Regions from separate parts of the Homo sapiens genome. Here region 1 is linked to region 2. A link is a loop called in an ENCODE intact Hi-C map of the cell type or tissue named here. Cell type or tissue: Caco-2. All regions are shown on one strand. Each heading gives the region's core, and the rest is flanking DNA. Links, peaks and the distances in the headings are about the cores only. Region 1 has its middle 50 kb from the start of ANKRD55. Region 2 has its middle 41 kb from the start of LINC01948.

Region 1 (5,384 bases), core at 81-5,080, 160 kb before region 2:
TTCATTTGACACTCTCTTTTGCCCCATATGTCTCCACACTAGGGGTTCAGCAGCCTAGCCATGGGAATGGACTTCATAGAGGCTCCTTCTTCTTGGCTGGGGGCCCTGGACCCTGATGAGGGCTGCCCAGAGCCTTCCCCTGCAGTGTCACCTTCTTGTGAGCTGAGTCTGAGGAGGTGCTTGGCTTCCCCCACCGTGTAGAGATGGTGGCCCGCGTGGTGACAGTCATTTGCTTTCCCTGCTTTGGTTGGTTGCCTCACTCTGCCTGCTCCCTTCTTTTCCTCCAGCTCTTTCTTCCCCATCACAATGCCTTGTTATGATCTCCTCTTCCCCTCCCCATGATGCTAGAAACTGCCTCTTGTCTCACCACCCCTTTCTTCTTTTCCCAAGATTCCTGCCTCCTCTTCGAGCTCTCTCACTCCAAGTTTAAGCCGTGAGAATTTCCTTCTCTGCAGTACCGAAAGATGCTCTTAATACCAGCTCCTGCTCCAGTGGGCCCAAAAAATTCCTCCAGGCAAGTGGGCACAGAGATCATCTTGAGAACTGAATAAGTTTAAAGGGGGAGAAAGTGGCATTAATTGAGCCCTAACTCTTTGCTAGGGAACTTGCATGCAATATACATCTAATCTTCACAGCATTCTTTTGAGATCCTTTACTACCGCTTTGTGGATGAGCAAATTGATGCTCAGAGAAGGTAAGTGCCTAACCTGAGGCCTCAGTTAGTGAATGGCAGTCATCATCTTTTCCCAGTCTGTCTGACTCTGGAGTCATTCTCATTTCTACACTTCCGCCCCTCGCTGAATCCACAGTAATCTTCACATTCACCTCTGGCTAATGCAATTCCATCTTGATTCTTAGGAAAATATGATGTGTCAGGTTGAATTTTAAACACAGCATCTGTATTAATCCCTTTCCATGCTGCTGATAAAGACATATGAGAAACTGGGAACAAAAAGAGGTTTAATTGGACTTACAGTTCCACATGGCTGGGGAGGCCTCAGGATCATGGCGGGAGGAGGAAGGCACTTCTTACATGGTGGTGGCAAGAGAAAAATGAGAAAGGAGCAAAAGCAGAAGGTCCTGATAAACCCGTCAGATCTCACGAGACTTATTCACTATCAGGAGAATAGCACGGGAAAGATCAGCCCCCATGATTCAATTACTTCCCCTTGGGTCTTTCCCACAACATGTGGGAATTCTGGGATATACAATTCAAGTTGAGATTTGGGTGGGGACACAGCCAAACCATATCAGCATCCTAGAAATTAAAGTTGGAGAAGCAGAAATAAATGTGTCAAGATGATTTGTAGGATGACAATGAGATGAGACACAAGCTCCGATGACTTGAGTTGAAAAATGCTAAATGTGTGTGTATTTTGTGTTTTGGGGCATGTGTGTGTGTGTATGTGAGAGAGAGAGAGAGAAAGTGAGAGAGAGAGAGAGAGAGAGAATAAATCCAGCAAATTAATAAAAGCATCAATCTAAGGCCACTGGTCCTGAATGCTAGGGCAAGATGAGAAAGCAGCTCAGGAAGTGATTATAATGAACAGAGAGACTCTGACCTGGAAGAAATCTTGTTACTCAGGATCAGGAAAATGTTAAACTCTTCTCAGCTAGTGTTTTTTTTATTAAAACATGCTGCATATAATTAATCACTCATAAATATACATTAAATAAGATGTCTGTAAAAGACACACATATAAAACAAGGTCATGTATTGTTTGGTTTATGAAATGTTGTGACCAGAGGCTGGAAGGAGCCTGGCTCTTCCCAGGAGCAGTGATTCAGTGTTCACTAATTCATTGTCTGCAGAGACTTTATAGACTAGACCATAACTAGGCTGAATAACAAGAATTGACTGTTTCCTGTCTTGTTTACTGTTGTCTCTCCCACTAGACAGTGTGGTGTACAAGGACAGGCGTTATGTCTGTTTTCCTCACCCCTAGATCCCTGCAACCCCTGGCACATAGTAAGTGCCAATAAGTGATTTTTTGTTTGAATGAATGAATGAAAGAGGAGGAGAATCATGAAAGTGTAGGGTCATAGAAGCCAGGAGAGTTTTTAGTACTAACGAGTCATTAACAACGTAGACAAAGCAGAGGGATTGGTGAGGGAAGGAGGGGAAGTGCCCATTTGCTGGCATATGGGAGCCTGGGAGACTGGTTTCAGCTGAGGAAGGAGGGGAAGTGCCCATTAGCTGGCATATGGGAGCCTGGGAGACTGGTTTCAGCTGAGGAAGGAGGGCAGAAGCCAGGCTGTAGCAACTGAGGAATGGACAATGAGGAAGAAGAAAGAGTGTAGGCTACATTTTTGAAAGTTTGGGTGAGAAGGGGAGGAAAGGGATTTGATAGAAGCTAGAGGAGCACCTGATCAAGGGGTGGGTGTTTCAGACCTGGAGAAGTGCTCTCATAATTATAAGCTTTGGGGGCAAGCATCCCAGAGGGAGGAAGAGGCTGGGCGTGTAGCACCTGGAAAGAAAGGAATGTGGCTCAGGGCAAAGGTTAACTCTGAACAAGAAGAGGAAGATCTAAGCTGCAGCAGCTAGGGAAAAGGAAAAATGGATGAGTGTGAATGTAAATGTACTTACAGTGAAGGGGGCAGGAAGGTGAAACGGGTCCTTCCTGATCACCTTGGTGTCTCCTGGTGCATTAGGAGGCCAGGTGTGATGTAAGAGAAGGAGAGAGAGGTCTTGTGAAGACTGAGCTGAGGCTTGGTGAAGGTGAGGGAGTTCACGCTGGATGAATCAAAGGATTATTGGATAGATTGATGCTGGAGGTCCAGGATGCTGTGTTGGCCTTCGCAGCCAGGGTGAAAGGAGCAGATGAGGCTGGTTATGGTGCTGCTGCCCAGCCTGTATGTTTTGCTGGGCAGGTGCAGTAGGAGGATTGTGGTGTGAGGGAGCTGAAGAATCTGTGAGAGAAGAGGACTTGTGATCAACAATGAAGTTCAGGCTGGAGCAGGCTGATGACTAGGAGAAGACAGAGGATCAGGGGCTTGTGGTGTCTCTGAGGTAGAAGAGCAGATATGGAGGGATGAGGAGATGAGATGGGGGGTCAGGGTTTCATGAGGGAAAGCTTCAGGTGATGATCAAGCCCAGAGTGTCACCATGCCTGTGGGTGGGCAGCTGAAGGTCAGTAGAGTTCCTGGTATTCAGGAGATCCAGGGATTGCATGGATCCAGTCATCCAGCTAGTCTTGCATTGATTTCGCATCGGTTTAGTCTTGACTGATTTTTGCATTGATTAGATCTTGCACTGAATAAGCTTTTTACTGTGGTTTTTCAGGCCTGAGGCAGGTGACAGTGAAACAACCTGTTGAGGTTGTTTCAGTGAGATTGTTAAGCATCATATGTCCAAGGGAAATATTAATTTCACCAAGTCAGACATATGTAAGACAGCCATCCTTTCCTCTATATATCACACAAAGCTAAATGGATCTATTATTTGAAAGAAACTTGAAAGAAAATTTTGCATATCTACAAGGAGTGTGGTATGAAGGAAAAAAGATTAACATATCCAAATAATGGTCCTGGCTCTGTCACTAACTAACCTTGTGATCCTGGGCAGGTTTAACACTCTGGGCCCCAGTTTACAGACACCTACTGCCTCCAGAACAGTTCTTCCCAGTCTGACTTCTTAACCCATCGTATTCAGGCTTTCATCCCCAGCACAACCTACCTGCCCATTGAGAACTGTTAGTGACTCCAAATGGTCCATCCCGGTGGCTTCTTACCTGGTCTTGATCTCCTTGACTTCAGAGAGAGTGGCACTTGGCATTGTGGGCCATCGCCTCTGCAGATTCTTCTTCTTCTTTTTTTTTTTTTTTTGAGACGGAGTCTTGCTCTGTCTCCCAGGCTGGAGTGCAGTGGCGCAATCTCTCACTGCAAGCTCCGCCTCCCGGGTTCACGCCATTCTCCTGCCTCAGCCTCCCGAGTAGCTGGGACTACAGGCGCCCGCCACCACGCCCGGCTAATTTTTTGTATTTTTAGTAGGGACAGGGTTTCACCGCGTTAACCAGGACGGTCTCGATCTGCTGACCTCATGATCCGCCCGCCTCGACCTCCCAAAGTGCTGGGATTACAGGCGCGAGCCACCGTGCCCGGCCCAGATTCTTCTTAACTTTGCTTCAGAAGCGCCATCCTTGAGGTTCTCCTACTCAGCACCTATATGTCCTTCTCTGTTTCCTGCATCCTCAGACAGTTGATCCCAAGGATGGACCCTTCCTCTTTCCAGGGCTCCTCCCTTGGCATTCTCTTTCAGTTGCTTAATTTCAGTCATTACCTCCTTGCAAGGGATTTAGTTCTTTATCTTCAGCTCTGGCTTTTGTCCCTTGTTCTAGTTGAAGTTTCCAAGTGCCTGTTGGACATCTCTGCCAGCACTAGGAAATTCACTAGTTGCAAACCAGAATGCATTTTTTTTTCCCTGTTATCCCTCTCTGTTTCATATTTCTATCCATGGAACCATTGTTCTCCTGTCACTCAAAGTATTTTCTCTCTCTCTTTTTTTTTTTTTTTGCAAATAACTGTACTCTAAAAGAATCATAACACCTTGGAGAAGTTCATCTGAAAGGGATCCCAGAGGTGGTATCTCACAGTGGGAGGCATTGTGGCTATAGGCAGGTGTGGCCTGTGGACTTGAGTCAATCTGTATTTGAATGCTGGCTTAGTTACTTGCTTGCCGAGTGGCCTTTGGAAAGTTACTTAACTTCTCTGTGCCTCAGTTTCACACTTGTAAAATAGAGATAATACCTTAAAAGGTTATTGTTAGCATCAATTAGATGATGTATGTGAAGTCCTTAGTAAAGGGCCTATAACTTATTAAATATTCAATGAATAATATTTATTATCAAGGATACTACCCACTCATTTTTCAGATGGTGAAACTGATGACCGAAGAGATAAGTGAATAACAGGGTAAGAGTTGGGACTAGAAACGTGTCCGATGACTTCAAGATCTGTGTGCCTACCTACATTTTTTTTTTTTGAGATGAAGTCTCCTTCTGTCACCCAGGCTGGAGTGCAGTGGCGTGATCTCAGCTCATTGCAACATCTGCCTCCCGGGTTCAAGCGACCTCAGTCTCCTAAGTAGCTGGGTCTACAGGCATGTGCCACCATGCCCAGCTAATTTTTCTATTTTTAGTAGAGATGGGGTTTCGCCATGTTGGCCAGGCTGGTCTTGAACTCCTGACCTCAGGTTACCCACCTGCCTTGGCCTCCCAGAGTGCTGGGATTACAGGCGTGAGCCACCGTGCCCAGCCCTACCTACATTTTTTAAGGCAATTTATGTATAAGCTAGGGAGTAATGATTGGAAACAGTAAGAAAACCATCTTTGGAGGGGTTTATTTTTATATCTGAAGTTCCTCCGGGAAGGGGTCATGTCTCTAAC
Region 2 (5,384 bases), core at 328-5,327:
GGAGTAAGCAGAATGGAAAATATAAAATTAGATCTCCACCTTTATCCTACATGAAATAAACTCCAGATATATTAGTATCTAAATGTGAAAAAGCAAAGTTTAAAACTTTTAAAGAAAGCATAGAAGAAGATGATATGACATTGGATAGGGGGAATTTTCTTATACAAGACACAAATATCTACAAACCATAGAGGAAAGGACTGATAAATTTGAATTTTATTAAGATGAAAAAAAATTGAGAGAAAGAGGGACCATAAACAAAGATAGAAGAAAAAAAACAGTCTGGGGGAAGATACTTGCACTTTATATAAAAATAAATCTCATAAATTAATAAGAAAGAGACAGTTAATCCAATTGAAAGAGGTATTTACGATTCACAGAAGAGGTAATATAAATGGTTAATAAACACATAAGAAGATGCTCCTGTTCACAAGTAATTAGGGATTGCAAATAACAACAAAAGTCTGCATGATGAAATACCTATATGCATTGTGAGTGTGGGGCATGTGTTGGAACCACTCTTGTGAAGAGAAATTTGGCAACACCTAATAAAGCTGAAGTTGTGCTCACTATCTCTTACCTATCCCCAAGGAGACTGGTACATGGATGTTTATTATTACAGCTCTGTCCGCGACAATCAAAACATGGGAGGATCCTAATGTCCACCAGTGAGCAGTGCATACACACAAAACCACCACATGGGTTCTTTATGGGCATAAGCACATGCTGAGAATGATACCCATCTACTTAAAGGTAGGGATTATCTTGGCAAAGAGAAGAGAGTGTGAATGGGGTTCTGGTGGCCTCTAAATACAGCCATACATCGCTTAACAATGGGGATATCTTCTTTCTTTCTTTCTTTTTTTTTTTTTTCGTGATGGAGTTTCGCTCTGTCGCCCAGGCTGGAGTGCAGTGGCGTGATCTCAGCTCACTGCAACCTCCGCCTCCCAGGTTCAAGCGATTCTCCTGCCTTGGCCTCCTGAGTGGCTGGGATTACAGGGACCTGCCATCATGCCCAGCTAATTTTTGTATTTTAATAGAGACACGGTTTCACCATGTTGGCCACGCTGGTCTTGAACTCCTGACCTCAGGTGATCTGCCCACCTCGGCCTCCCAGGGTTCTGGGATTACAGGTGTGAGTCACTGCGCACGGCCACAATGGGGACACTTTCTGAGAAGTGCGTCATTAGGTGATTTCGTTGTTGGGTGGCCATTGCAGAGTGTACTTCCACAAGCCTAGAAGTATAGCCTATGACACATCAAGGCTATAAGATACCGCCTATTTCTCTTAGGCTACAAACCTGTGCAGCATGATACTGTGCTGAACACTGGGCAATTGTAACAAAATGGTAAGTGTTTGTGTATCTAAACATATTTACACATAGAAAAGGTACAGTAAAAATATGGTATTATAATCTTATGGGACCAAGGTGATATATGTGGTCTGTTGTTGACCAAAACATTATGTAGTGCATGACTGTAATTGTATTTCTTAAAAGACTATCTGAAACTAATTAGTCAATATATTGAGGTAGCATTTATGTAATCTTGATGGTGAGTACATAGGTGTCTGTTAACTTATTGTCTGTATGTTTGAAATATTTTATAAGTAAAAATACAATTTAGAAAAAGGTGGCATTCAGGCAGTGATTGCCCTAAATGAAACCTAAAACGATCCACAGAGCTTTAAATGCTATTAGAGGAATAGGTTCATTGATTCCATAAATATTTATTGATTGCCTTCCCTACAGTAAGTGTTGTGCTAGGTGCACATGAAACATTAATTGAACCTTGCCCTTGGATTCACTTGCGGGCCATATTACAGCTGGCAGTGATTATGAAGGTCCTTGGAAGTCCAGGTTAGTGTTACCTTATGCTGAATTCTGCTCTATATTAGGCCATCTTGTAGGACCTTTTCAAGTGTACTTTATCTTGATATAAGCCTGGAAAAGCACATTATAATAGCTAATAAGACCTAACGTAACTTATAGAATTCTAGGCATAGCCCTAAGCCTTTGCATGCATTATGTCTTTTTATCCTCACCACAACCTTATGAGGTAGGTACTATCATTACCCTCATTTTATAGATAAAGAAACTGAGGCACAGGAGGTTAATTAATTTGAGTTACGTCACCTAGCTAACTAGTAGAGCCAAAATGTTCACTTTGTCAACTTAACTCCAATGCACATCACTCTTAAGGTCTCTTTTGGTCTGTCTGTCCTTGTGTAGTTACAGTTGAACTTTAAGTTCTCTGGGCAATGCTTCAGGACACCTGTTTTATGTGTTATGGAAGAGCAGGATGCTGGGTCTGGAAAGGACCCTTAAAGTTCATCTGGTCCAGTGGAATGGTAAGGTGTGAGCTTCATGAGAGCAGGAGGTATCTTCATTCCATCATTGATGAGTCCCCCTGCCAGTTACATAGTAGTAGCTCAGTAAGTATTTATTGAAAAAATGAGTGTTGAATAATTTTGTTTTTTAAAGCATTTATTCAAACCTCCAATATTAAACAGATCATATCAGAGATGCTCTGGTTAAAGTTTTTAAGTGGAGGTGGGGCCCAGAGTTCCACAGTCTAGAGCCTGCTCTAGAACTACCCACAGCTTGAAGGCTACTCATCTAATCCAGATCCCTGCAGTACAGATGAAGATGCCTGATGTCCAAGGAGGTTTAGTGTCCTATCAAAGACCACTCTGCTAAGGAGGAACAGAGCTGACTTTTCTGATGCCGAGTCCCAAAGTTCTTTCCCCCACCACAACATAAGGGGGTAGCCTGGCCCCCAGACTCCTTACAACTGAGAATATACTTATAGGAAAACGACAGCTGCTTGGCACATAGATGGTTATGTAATTCAAGTTACTCAAAGACAACCTTAATTTACATGTGATAGCTAAACAAAGATTTTCTGTCTCATAAATTAAGAATGAGCAATTGCATTGTCTACTACCACATCCCATGAAATACCTCTAAACTCAGAGAACTCTTTGTTGGTTTTAAAAGATACCAAGATCCATTTTATTGCTTGTTTGAAGATTATTCATTTTATGGCTGAAGGGAGATTATGGCACTTTTGCTATCCTCCAGCCTTTCCCCCATCCTCCAAGAACCTTTCACCCCACCTGCCTTGCCATGATGAAAATGTTACAGGAAACACTCAGCAAGGGGTTGCTCGGAAGAAACCTGTGTGAGAATGTGTGCCTTCGTTTGGGTATGAGAGGGTATCTACCAGCAGGGATGCCCATCCAATTATCTCTCCCGAAGGCGCACTCCCTATTCTTTTAGGAGCATATTAATCATTTTTACTCTTCCACAGGCATTTCCAGTGTTGTCAAAACAGTGCCTGCCTGCATCTGTTTTCTTCAATTGGCCTGGGTTCCAGGGAGTGTTTGTGAGAGAGGAGAGAACAAGAGATTGACAGTCTTGTGTTGACATTTTGTGGCTGTTTGGAAATGAAAACAATCCAGGTCTGATGTTGTAATTCCTCCTTTTATGGGCAAAAAGCAATGTCTCAGCATGAATGAGCATAACCGAACACACTAGGACACACCCCAGACACACTGTGTACTCCCGGGACACTCACCATGCTTTTAGTTACTGCTGTTGTAGAATGAAAGGCAGAAAAGGTCTTTTATTGAGCCAAAGAATCAAGAAATCTTTTGATTCTCCATACCCAAATCTCCTACTCCAGTGGGATGAATAAAATGTCAAAGAGAAAAAAAAATCCTGATTTTTTAATTTACTATATATATATGTCTTTTTTTCTTCTTTTCAAACTATAATATTAATCACAACTCAATTTTTAGTTACCCAAGTAATAGATTTTCATTGATAAATATGAAAACAATATAGATAAACAGAACTTCTCTTTACCTATTCCCCTAATCTGACACTGTTCTTCATTGTATATCATTATTATCCCTCCACTGCACATATCTCCAGGCGTTTTCTAAGTATTTACATTCATATATGTCTATTTGCATATAGGAATGCACATATTTATTTGGTGGGAATTTTTGTTTAATATATAAATTGTTTATATGGTACATATTTTACTATGACTAGCTTTTCTAACTTAAATATGTGTTGCATATTTTCTTCATATCAGTATGTATTCATTGATCTTATTTGCTTTAAGAGAAGTATAATCTTTCATAGAATGGATATATGGAAATTTATTTAATTATTTCCCAAATGATGAAAATTTAGATTATTTTCAATTTTTTATGATTACAAGCAATAGTGTGATGAAATTTGTTGTACTTATCTTTTTAAGCACATGTGCCAATGTTTTCTATGGAATAGACATGAAGAAATGAAATTTATGGGTTAAAGGGTAACACTTGCTTTTTAAAAGCAACAATAAAAACTATCTATCTAACTGTCTTAGCTTGAGCTGCCATAACGAAGTATCACAGACCAGGTGGCTTAAACAACAGACATTCATTTCTCACAGTTTTGGAGACTGGTAAGTCCAAGATCAAGATGCCTGCAGATTTGGTTCCTGGTGAGGGCCGTCTTCCTTACTTGCAGATGGCCACCTTTTTGCTGTTTCCTCACATGGTGAAGAGAGAGAAGGCTCTGGCTTATCTTCCTCTTCTTATAAGGACACTAATCCCATCACGGAGAGGGCCCAACTTCATTTAAACCAAATTACTTCCCAAAGACCCTATCTTCAAATACCATCATATTAGGGGTTTGGGTTTCACATATGTATTTTGAGGGTACACAAACATTCAATCCATTATATATCTATTTATCTGAATTGGTAATAAATTCCTACAGAAAAAAATTACAAAGTCAGGATCAAGCGGAATCATAAATCTAAAAGCAGGCAGACAAAAATGGTGGATTTTAATTTAACTATATCAATAATCACATTAACTGTAAATGTTCTAAACACTTTATTAGAAAACATAGATTGTCAGATGGGATTAAAAGAAAATAGCAAGACTCGACTCTATCCTACCTACAAGAAACCCACTTTATATCTAAAGACATAGATAGTTTAAAAGTAAAAGGAGAGAAACAAACAGTAGTCTAACACTAACAAAAAGAAAATCAAAGTGCTTAATAACAAACCGGACTTAAGAACAAGAAATTATTACCGGGGATGAATGGGTATTAGATTATAATAAAGAGGTCAATTCATAAAGAAGACATAATAATCCTAAATGCGTATGCGTCAAACAAAGTAGCTTCAAAATACATGAAACAAAAATTGACAGAATTGAAAGAGTAAATAGACAAATCCAGTTATAGTTGGAGTCTTTAGCACTTCTCTCTCAGTAATCAAATAGAAAAAATAGACAGGAAATTACTAAGAATGTAGATAACCTAAACAGCACTGTCAACCAACTTGACCTAATTGACATTTAGAGAGCGCTT

The links. Peaks named below come from ENCODE experiments on the same cell type or tissue, not always from the same donor. Only the 100,000 strongest peaks of a DNase experiment are listed, where the experiment ranks them.
Region 1: a loop joins it to region 2, with 8 times the contacts of the local background. A loop is called at or near these places in 4 of 110 quality-filtered maps.

The regions. Positions count from the first base shown.
Region 1 is chr5:56,280,660-56,286,043 of GRCh38, forward strand. No RefSeq gene overlaps it. Among named protein-coding and RNA genes, the nearest start is that of ANKRD55, 50 kb to the left of the region's middle. In Caco-2, for the core only: no CTCF peak of the experiment used is centred there; a DNase peak (open chromatin) is centred at 2,482.
Region 2 is chr5:56,438,129-56,443,512 of GRCh38, forward strand. No RefSeq gene overlaps it. Among named protein-coding and RNA genes, the nearest start is that of LINC01948, 41 kb to the right of the region's middle. In Caco-2, for the core only: no CTCF peak of the experiment used is centred there; DNase peaks (open chromatin) are centred at 3,113 and 3,523.